Linked DNA regions of Homo sapiens: region 2 is linked to region 1. Evidence: chromatin contacts called from ENCODE Hi-C or POLR2A ChIA-PET data. All regions are on one chromosome and are shown on one strand. The core of a region is the stretch at or near the end of the contact, and the rest is flanking DNA. Distances in the headings are between cores, read along the strand shown. Region 1 has its middle 56 kb from the start of FLNB. Region 2 overlaps FLNB (filamin B).

Region 1 (4,846 bases), core at 548-3,047:
AATTTCCCAGTACTTTCCAGCTTTCCAAACCCTTCAGGCCCCACACCACCCTGATTTTTGTCACCTGCAAATAATAAAACTACAAACTGCACTGCACGTACACTTTTGTAAAGGCTTGAATCATTGACTTCCTCAGCCCCACACCTTCTGGTCAGCACAGGGCACTGCACTGCCACTCCAGACAGGCCTGGGCAGTGAGGAAAGGTGCCAGCCACGTGGGCTGGGGGTGGGGAAAGTGACTAATCATGAAATCCTAATTTATAATGTGTTGCTATCCTTAGTTGAGCATTAATTTGGCTCTCAGAAATAGGAGAAGGTGTGGGTGACTGGTCTGAGGAGAGTTTCTGGGCAATTAGAACAAAAACAGAAGCATGCTCTTGCACACAAAGTGGACTTTCTCTAGGGTGGTGGTATTCTCTGGAGAGCTGAACTCAGGGAGTCTTTATTATGTATACTTCTGTGTGTCTAAACTTTATACGGTGCTGGGTGCCGTGGCTCACGCCTGTAATCCCCACTTTGGGAGGCTGAGGCAGGAGGATCAGTTGAGCTCAGGAGTTTAAGATCTGCCTGGACAACACAGGCCTCGTCTCTACAAAAAAAAAATTTTTTTTAATTAACTGGGCATGGTGATGTGCACCTGTGGCCCCAGCTACTCAGGAGGCTGAGGCGAGAGGATTGCTTGAGCTGGGGAAGTTGAGATTTCAGTGACCTGTGATCAGGCCACTACACTCCAGCCTGGGCAACAGAGGGAGACCTTGTCTCAAAAATAAAATAATAATAATAATTAGAAAAACTTTACACAATGAACATATATCCCTTTTAGACCACATTTCCTGAGTCTAAGATGCCATTGATTGAAAGACAATTATTTTCTGTACTCCCCTGAAAGCAAACTGCTACAATGTGTCATCTATTAGACACATCTGCATTTTTGAGATGTTGAAATGTGAAAAAAATGTGCGTCTTCGAATTGACAGAATGAAGTAACTTTTTAAATTAAAAGATATTTTCAGCTGAGCATAGTGGCTCACGCCTGTAATCCCAGCACTTTGGGAGGCTGAGGCGGGTGGATCACCTGAGGTCAGGAATTCGAGACCAGCCTGGCCAACATGGTGAAACTTCGTCTCTACTAAAAATACAAAAATTAGCTGGTTGTGGTGGTGGGCACCTGTAATCCCAGCTACTCAGGAGGCTGAGGCAGGAGAATCGCTTGAACCTGGAGGTGGAGATTGTATTGTGGTGAACAGAGTGAGACAGAGGAAAAAAAAAAAAGATATTTTCCACTTTTGGAAAAAAATTATTTAAATTGCTTTTGCATTCCACTCTCCTGCTCAGAATGATTTCCTCAAAAAAGCCAAGGGAGTCACATTTGAAGATGAGGAAATTTTTTTTTAATGTTTATGTGCCAGTTTCTTGCTAGACCCTGTGCTTTCTCATCCCTGACCCCATGGAGGCCTCATGAGAATGATAAGCCCAAATAAAATTACCACTTATGGAAAAGGAGTAATTTTGCAAGGAAGGAAACTGAAGGTCAGATTGGTGTTCCTGATCATGCAGTTCAGTAAGTGAAGGAGAGGAGGTTCAAACTCAGCTGCTGAGCCCCCGCTCCCCTCTTCTCACCACATGCCTCAGTTCTAAAGCTGTCCTGAGAAAGGAGCCAGGTTGGAACCTAAGCCTCCTCCCAGAAGCCTGGGGAATCAAAGGGCAAAAGGGCTGAGGCCCGGGCTCTGAGGCCCACCCTGCGAATCCCGCTCTGTCTGGTGCAAAGGAAACTGACTTCCTCCATGCACACACTGCTCTGCCAATCTGAGTGACTCAGCCTCAAGATGACCTCACTGTCCTCAGTGGGCTGTTTGGCCGCCTGCTTCATGTCACTGAGCCTCAGCACCCAGCATGTCAGATATGGATTTACGAGTATTTTCTCTGCTCCACTCCTCGAATGTGGCTAGGTTTGAAAAGGTCACACTTCCCCTTGCCCTCCACCTCTCAGCTTTCTGTTGCCAGGCTGCCTCTGCCCCTCCAGCTGCTAAAAACAGCCCAAGCTGCGAAAGCTCTTTGCTCCTGCCAAGCTCTGGTTGGACCACCATCCAGGGGGAGCTGGGGGCTCAGCCTGGATTTTCCCAGTGCCTAGGACAGATGCATGGCTGGTGGAGGACGTTGCTTGCCAGCAAATTGGCAGAGTAAACTGAAATAGTAGCTCTGGGTCTGCGCTACAGCAAAGTATAATTTTCAGAAGGGGTCTCATACAAGTATAGAGTGACCACATGTCAAAGATTGATTTAATTCATTAACAAGGAAACCAACAAAAGGACAAAGCTGGTTTAAGAGATGATTTGAAAAAGTGGCTCTTTTAGTTTGCTAGGGCTGCCATAAGAAATTACCGCCAACTAAGTGGCTTAGAACAGCAGAAATCCATTCTTCTGCAGTTCATGAGGACAGAAGTCCAAAATCAAGGTGTCGGAAAGGCTGGCTCCTCTGAGAGGCACTGGAGGGAATCTGTCCATGCCTCTCCCCCAGCTCCTGATGGTTGCGGGCAGTCCTCGGCATTCTTGGCCTGCAGCAGCATCACTCCAGTCTCCGCCTCTGTGGTCACATGGCCATCTTCCTTGTGTATCTGTAGGCTCCAACTCTCTCCTTATAAGGACACCAGTGATTGGATTTAGAGCCATCTTAATCTAGTATGACCTCATTTTAACTTGATTACATCTGCAAAGTCTCTATTTCCAAATAAAGTCACATTCTCAGGTACTGGGGAATTAGGACTTAAACATATCTTTTTGCTGGGGACACAACTCAACTTTTAACACCTACATTACCAAACTCATTTCTCATTACTCAGCACCACAGACCCCTGGCTTGATAGGGGCATTTGGGGTGCTGGAAAGAACAGAGCAACAGGCAACGTTGATGTCAGCTTTGATCTGTCCCCAGCATTCTGGGATTCAGTGTCAGCCAGTGAAGGCTCAGTGAAAGACAGGGCATCTCCACCTCCGAAGTCAGTACCATGTAGGGTATAAAGAGAGACCTTGGAATCAACTTCCAGGATTCAGTTCCCAATTCTGTCCGCCACTGTGTGTGACTCCTGACATTTCTTCACCTCTCTGGGCCTCAGTTACCTCATCTGTGAAATGGGGGTGATAATGGTACACAGCCTATCAGAGAGTGCTTAGAGCAGCATATGGGAAGCTCTGAATAAATGTTTCCTGCTGACGATGATGATGATTATCCGAATCACTCTCACCTGCAGACACAGCTTTGCCGCTTTTTTGGTGAGATAGGCTGTTCCTGATGGACACGCTGGAAAATTTCCAGTCCCCAGAAAACAGGGCAAGGGCAGTTCCTGATTAGGATAAAGGAAGCCTCTCTGATGGTCACATGCCCAGGTGACTTGTAGGCAGAGGCCAGCCCTGCTTCCTGTCCCCACTTCCCAACTTGCCCTGCTTTTGTGAATGAGCTCTTTCCTAGCTCCTCATCCTGGGTCTAGTTTGGAAGGTAATTTCTCAGTCACTTTTGAGTTGACGCAGGTGGCAGTTTCCTTTATGAACACTCATAACCCAGGGTAAGCTTGACAGGGCAGTTAGAGGCCCAGAAACAAAAGTTGGGAACAACAGCCTTTCCAGCTAGAACTAGAGCTGGCTTGGTGAGAAACAGAAGGCCTCCCTGAGGTTAGAGGCCTAAGCAGACACCAGGTCTGGCCTTCCACATCCCTGCTGGGTGGAGCAAGACTGTCAGCACTTAGGAAGTGCCTTGCACGTTGATCTTTGGGAAGCGAGGGGCTCCTGTCATCTGCGTCCAGACTTCTCCATTCTCAGGTGGACCGCACATGGCCTGGCCAGGCCAGGCCAGGCCCTGAGTGGTGACTGTTGCTGCTGCTGCAGCTGCTTTTGACATTATTGTCTGTAGAATAAAGGTAGAGGCTGGTGGGACCGCTGCAGCCATTCCCTGCCCAAGCCTGACCCTAAGTGCATCTGAGAGTGCTCTGCGTTGAACCAGGAGGGGTCAGGCCCGGACTCTCTAGGCCCCTTTTCAGACACACCCTCCCTGACTTTGAGTCTTCCCCTTTTCAGGCCTGGAAGAGAACAAGGCTTCTTTTTGTTTTTTGTTTTGTTTTGTTTTGTTTTGATGAAGTCTCCACGGGGTTTCACCGTGTTGGCCAGGCTGGTCTTGAACTCCTGGCCTCAAGTGATCCACCTGCCTCGGCCTCCCAAAGTGCTGGGATTACAGGCATGAGCCACCGTGCCCGGCCTGAAACATTGTTATATGGCACATAACTGTATATGTATGTTTTACTTATTTTTTTATCTTTATTTTTTTGAGACAGTCTTGCTCTGTCACCCAGGCTGGACCACAGCAGCACCATCTCCGCTCACTGCAACCTCCACCTCCAGGGCTCAGGCAATTATTCTGCCTCAGCCTCCTGAGTAGCTGGAATTACAGGCGCCCACCATCACGCTTGGCTAATTTTTGTATTTTTGTAGAGGTGGGGTTTCACCATGTTGTCCAGGCTGGTCTCAAACTCCTAACGTCAGGTGATCTGCTCACATTGGCCTCCCAAAGTGCTGGGATTACAGGTGTGAGCCACCACACCTGGCCATCTTTCTGTTTTGTTTTGTTTTGTTGCTTTTGCTTTTCTTTAAGGGAGTGGAGATTTCTAGGAAAGGCATAATTATGGAGACAAAAAGCAGACCATTGTTTGCCTGGAGCTGGGGTTGACTGCAGATGGGCAAATGACAAAATGGACATGTTTGAAAACTAGTTTGTAGTGGTGGTTGCACTAGTGTGTAAATTTACTAAAACTTGTTGAACAATACACTTATTATGGGTGAATCGTATGGCATGCAAATGA
Region 2 (5,099 bases), core at 1,485-3,984, 120 kb after region 1:
AAACTCCTGATTTCAGGTGATCTACCTGCCTTGGCCTCCTAAAGTGCTGGCATTATAGGCATGAGCCACAGCACCTGGCTGGCAGTTAGGAAATATTTATTGAATATGAGAAAAGAAAAATAGAGCAAATTGAATCTTCAAGTAGTATGTGAGTAACTCTAATTCCTGTTTTCTGGAAAACACACAGGCTGATAGGTTTGGGTAAATAAGAGCAGAGCTGCATCTTCTCTCAAGTTCCCTGATTCCCTCAAGGAGTTACCTGAGAATAGCTCTGTGCCAAGCAGTGCGGCATGCATAGGGGACCTCTTGAATGGAGGGACAGTCCATTATCATTAGAATCCCCAGTTCCAGCCAGGTGCAGTGGCTCATGCCTGTAATCCCAGCACTTTGAGAGGCCAATGTGGGCAGATTGCTTGAGTTCAGGAGTTCAAGACTAGCCTGGGCAACATGGCAAAACCTTGTCTCCCCCCGCCACACACACACCACACAGACACACAGACACACACACACTGGCTAGGCGTGGTGGCAGGTGTCTGTAGTCCCAGCTACTTAGAAAGCTGAGGTAGGAGGATTGCTTGAGACTTGGAGGTCGATACTGCAGTGAGCTGTGATCGTGCCACTGCACTCCAGCTTGGGTGACAGAGCAAGACCCCGGACCCTGTCTCAAAAAAAAAATTCCCCAGTTCTCAGGGTGTGGTAGAGGCCGAGTCAGTCATGGCTGAGACAAGGGGACTGTGCTCTGTGTGCTTCTGTGCCCTGTGTTTATATGGTTCATACGCTGCCTGTCCACCATGTTTTTCCCGAGAGCCTCGGCAGCGCAGGCATCATGGGAATGACTGAGTCAGGTGGAAATTCAGAGGCCCTGCCCTGGTGGGCAGAGAAGCCTGGCTTACCTCCCAAGCACAGCATGTGTGTGGATCACTTCTGTGCACTGTCTCCTCATCTCCAAAATGGGAGTCATAACTGAACTCACCTCATCAAGTTGTTATGAGATGATGTAGATTCAGCGAAGTAGCAAGAGTAGGAGTTTGGGCTTTGATAACAGAGAGAAGTGAGTTTCCATCTAGATTCTCCCCCTGTGTCACTTTTGGCAGTTGGCTTCACCTCTGTGGGCCTCTGTTATGTCATCTGTAAAATGGGATTAACCCTAAAAGCCACCCTCACAGGGTCATTGTGAGGATTGCACAAGGTGATGCAAGTGGCACAGGGTCTGGCCCAGGAGAGGGGGCTGGAAGAGAGCGAGCTGCCATTGTATTTTGGTTGCTGTGGATCTAAGGAGAAGAGATGTTTAGGAGTCTTTCCCTGGCATGGTTCCTCCTGCCTTCACCCATCACTCTTTTCCTCGAGGGATTCCCTGTGGGGTGCACAGCCCCAGGGTGGGCCAGACTGAGCTCACAGGAGCATGGGCTGTGTTTCAGGTGAGGTGGCCTCACCACATGACAAACTGAGCTGGAGTCAAAGGGTCACGAGGACCTCCATTCACAGCCAGCATTTATTATTTCAGCTGGAAATGTTTGCCGAGCAGTTGTAGCTGGAAGCTGTGAGCGAGACACAGACTGCCATCAGGCTGAGGCCTCCAGAGCTCATGCTGGGCTTTAACCTGAGCCTCTTGGGGGCTGGGCTCTGAGCTCCTCCACTTCTGCTCATGCCCAGGCGTCCTTGGGGGCCTTGAACTGTCAGTTGTCCAGGAGAACTGTGTGGCAGCAACAGAATGAGTTTGTATAGCAACCTGTTGCTTTGAGGTTTAAAACTTAGTTTAGAACGCAATTGCTTTGACCATTTTGGAGTGTCTATACTTTTTTTCTTCTTCTTTAAGTTTTCTTTTTTCTTTTTTTCTTTTTTTTTTTTTTGAGACAGAGTTTTGCTCTTGTTGCCCAGTGGCAACAAGAGTGCAATGGCGAAATCTCGGCTCACCACAACCTCTACCTCCTGGGTTCAAGCTATTCTCCTGCCTCGGCCTTCTGAGTAGCTGGGATTACAGGCGCCCGCCACCATGCCTGACCAATTTTTGTATTTTTAGTAGAGACGGGTTTCACCGTGTTCACCAGGCTGGTCTCGAACTCCTGACCTCAGGTGATTCATCTGCCTTGGCCTCCCAAAATGCTGGGATTACAGGCATAAGCCATCAAGCCCTGCTTTTTTGTTTCCCTTCTTCGACCTTTCTAACAAGAGGTTGGAATCCTCGTTTTGACTTTTAAAGGATTTCCCAGTGCTAGAAAGTGGTAAGATAGTTACTGTATCCTAGGCCCTTTAGCAGACCTGTCTCATTGATCATTTATTTAGTCCAGTGTGGCTTTGTTGTTGGATATTAAGTAATTCTCAAAATTTTACCTTTTCAAAAGTGGCATTGAAAATAAAGGCATTGGGTGATGAAAATGGAACTTTTAAATACAGTGATTCCTGTTAACCAGAAATAGGGTGTTTGGGATAATTTATGAAGCAGTACACCATCATAGATACTATGAGCTGAAAGTTCACCAAACTCTCTATCCCAAAATAACAATAAGGTATTTATGAAGTGATTCGTTCCAACTATTTGAGGCAAAAATTGTCCAGCAAGTGAGAGAGAACAGAAGGAATAGTTGGCAAAATAGGGAATTTGAAGTCTGAGGTTATGCATAAGGAATGTGTTATGGGCCTATAGTAGAAATCTCAAATCAGGGATTAGGGAATGTTTACTCAGTTCTGTTGCAGAGAAATCCTGGCCACGACTCCCCCATGCCATGCCCAGGGCAGGCATTGCTAATCTTCACTGCCTCCATTCTCCATGCCCTGTTCACGGAAGACATTTCTAATGCATTTTAGCAGTCTTTTTTTTTTTTGCTGAATCCAGATGTGGCCTCAGAATCCTTCTCAACACAGTGTACTAGCACCACTTGGTGCTCCTGATCTACTGTATCATCTCTTGAAAAACTACTAACATGAAAAGACCTGCCAAGTCAACTTTATATTAACTGAACCCTTGACACAGTGATGGATAAAAATTAATTCAAACAGCTTCTTTGTGATCTTTGAGTAGTTCATGAGCAAGAAAGAGAATTGGAAATCCAGCCAACTTCGGCCCCCTTGTCTACTTGTATTTTACTGTGGTTTATGTTTTCTCTTACCAATTGAGATAGGCCCATGAGACTTCTGGTCTTCCAAAGCCCAGAACATCCCCACATTATAGTTTAACCACTGTAACAAAGAGGTTTTTTTTGTTTGTTTTTTTGTTTTTTTTTTGTTTTTTTTTTGGGACAGAATCTCGCTCTGTCGCCCAGGCTGGAGTGCAGTGGCATGATCTTGGCTCACTGCAAGCTCCGCCTCCCAGGTTCACGCCATTCTCCTGCCTCAGCCTCCTGAGTAGCTGGGGTTACAGGCGCCCACCATCACGCCCGGCTAATTTTTTGCATTTTTTAATAGAGACGGGGTGTCTGGATCTCTGACCTCGTGATCCGCCCACCTCCGCCTCCCAAAGTGCTGGGATTACAGGCGTGAGCCACCACGCCTGGCCAGAGGTTTTCTTAAAAACAATAACAACAAAAACAGTTGTGGAAAGCATGTAGAGTGTGGGTTTTTTCGGTCTTCAGGTTGGCAGGGCATCTGATACTGGGACCCAGGTTCCTTCCCTCACCTTGCTGTGCCTCTCCTAGTGCAGGCCAAAGCCAGGTGACTGCGCTGTCTGGGCTCCTGGCTGGCAATCGGGGAAAGAGTGCATGGAGCAGGCATGCCCACTGTTCAGGTCCTGAAGCCGTGGCTCATTTCATATCATTTGTTGCTTATTTGAAAGACAGGCACAGCACTGACTTCCAGGGGAGGCTGACTGACCATCTAGGTGGAAGTTGCATGCCTGGGAGGGAGAAGGGGACAAAGGCCACAGATAGGCATCAGTTATCAGGGCCTTAAGTCTGCCTTGTTGGCATGCAGCCTTTTATTGGATCAAGGCCCTGGAGAAAAGCCCTGAGCAGGAGGAGATAAGCCAGCTTGGTCCCCTTCATCCTACCCAGGGGCCTCTGGGGTACCTGAGCCAAAGTGCACAGTTCATTGGCTGTGTGGATGGAAGGGATATGGGACTTGAAAATGGGACACTGGTCCTGGGCAGCTGACCGACATGGTCCTCCTTAACCTGCTGTCTGGGGAGATGGGTTGCATCTGGCTAGGTTTTGACTGAGGAACTGAGGAGAGCTGTCAGCTGTCCCCGCTTTGGTTCAGAATGCCCTTTTGTTTGGACAGCTGAAGCCTACAATTCAGCCATGGTTTGTTTGGGCTCAGAAAACAGGCAAGGATGGAGAGAAACTGCAAAGCTGACCTGGGCTGTCAGTGGGCACCAGGTCCTGCTGGCCTGGGGTCTGGATGCAGGAGATCTGAGCTCTTCAATGTGGGGTGGTCTTGCAGCAGCTCTTCACAGGCTGCTGCTGCTGCTGCTGTAGGCTCACCCAAGCAGCCAAGACGGACAGGATCTATTCTAGTTTTGTGCAGAGTTGGATATAGAAGAGGCATTAGAGGGAGAGGGGATGGGGAAGGAGTTCCAGGCCAGGTGAGCATGGGGCACAGTAAACTGGGATGTTAAGGAGGGGCCAGTTTGTGACCAGCCTGGGCAACATGGCGGAACCCTGTCTCTATAAAAAATTAAATTAGCCAGGTGGGTGGCATGTGCCTGTAGTCCTAGCTACCCAGGAGGCTGAGGTGGAAGGATCGCTTGAGCCCAGGAGGCGGATGTTGCAGTGAGCAGAGATTGTACCATTGTATTCTAGCCTGGATGACCGAGACCCTGTCTTTAAAAAAAAAAAAAAAGGAGGGGCCAGACCCCTGACCCATATGTGCTGCTCTTTTCTTTCAGGGAGGTCTGATAAAATATCAGTAGTTCAATTCTTTTTTTTTTTTTTTTTTTTTTTCTGAGATGGAGTCTTGCTCTGTTGCCCAGGCTGGAGTGCAATGGAGTGATTTCGGCTCACTGAGACCTCCGTCTCCCAGGTTCAAGTGATTCTTGTGCCTCAGCCTCCCAAGTAGCTGGGATTACAAGGTGCCCACCGCCATGCCTGGCTGATTTTTGTATTTTTAGTAGCGACAGGGTTTCACCATATTGTCCAGGCTGGTCTCGAACTCGTGACCTCAGGAGG

Evidence for each region. A loop is a pair of places that touch in the nucleus more often than their neighbours do. ChIA-PET counts read pairs that join two places held with the same protein, here RNA polymerase II (POLR2A). Pooled maps may share reads with other maps.
Region 2: a map of chondrocyte shows a loop between it and region 1 (1.9-fold over the local background). The contact joins two enhancer-like sites. A Hi-C loop is called at or near these places in 1 of 168 maps with a recorded cell type or tissue (chondrocyte) and 3 of 50 pooled maps. POLR2A ChIA-PET finds 5 or more read pairs at or near these places in 6 of 52 experiments (BJ, HCT116, HEK293T and 3 more).

The regions. Positions count from the first base shown.
Region 1 is chr3:57,949,799-57,954,644 of GRCh38, forward strand. No RefSeq gene overlaps it. Among named protein-coding and RNA genes, the nearest start is that of FLNB, 56 kb to the right of the region's middle. Within about 2 kb of position 1,798, at least 31 of the 41 ENCODE cell types and tissues checked have a DNase peak (open chromatin) inside an H3K27ac peak, as active enhancers do.
Region 2 is chr3:58,064,382-58,069,480 of GRCh38, forward strand. The region is part of intron 1 of FLNB (filamin B); the gene reads left to right. Among named protein-coding and RNA genes, the nearest start is that of FLNB, 59 kb to the left of the region's middle. RefSeq lists an enhancer at 1,045-1,922. Within about 2 kb of position 2,735, at least 3 of the 41 ENCODE cell types and tissues checked have a DNase peak (open chromatin) inside an H3K27ac peak, as active enhancers do.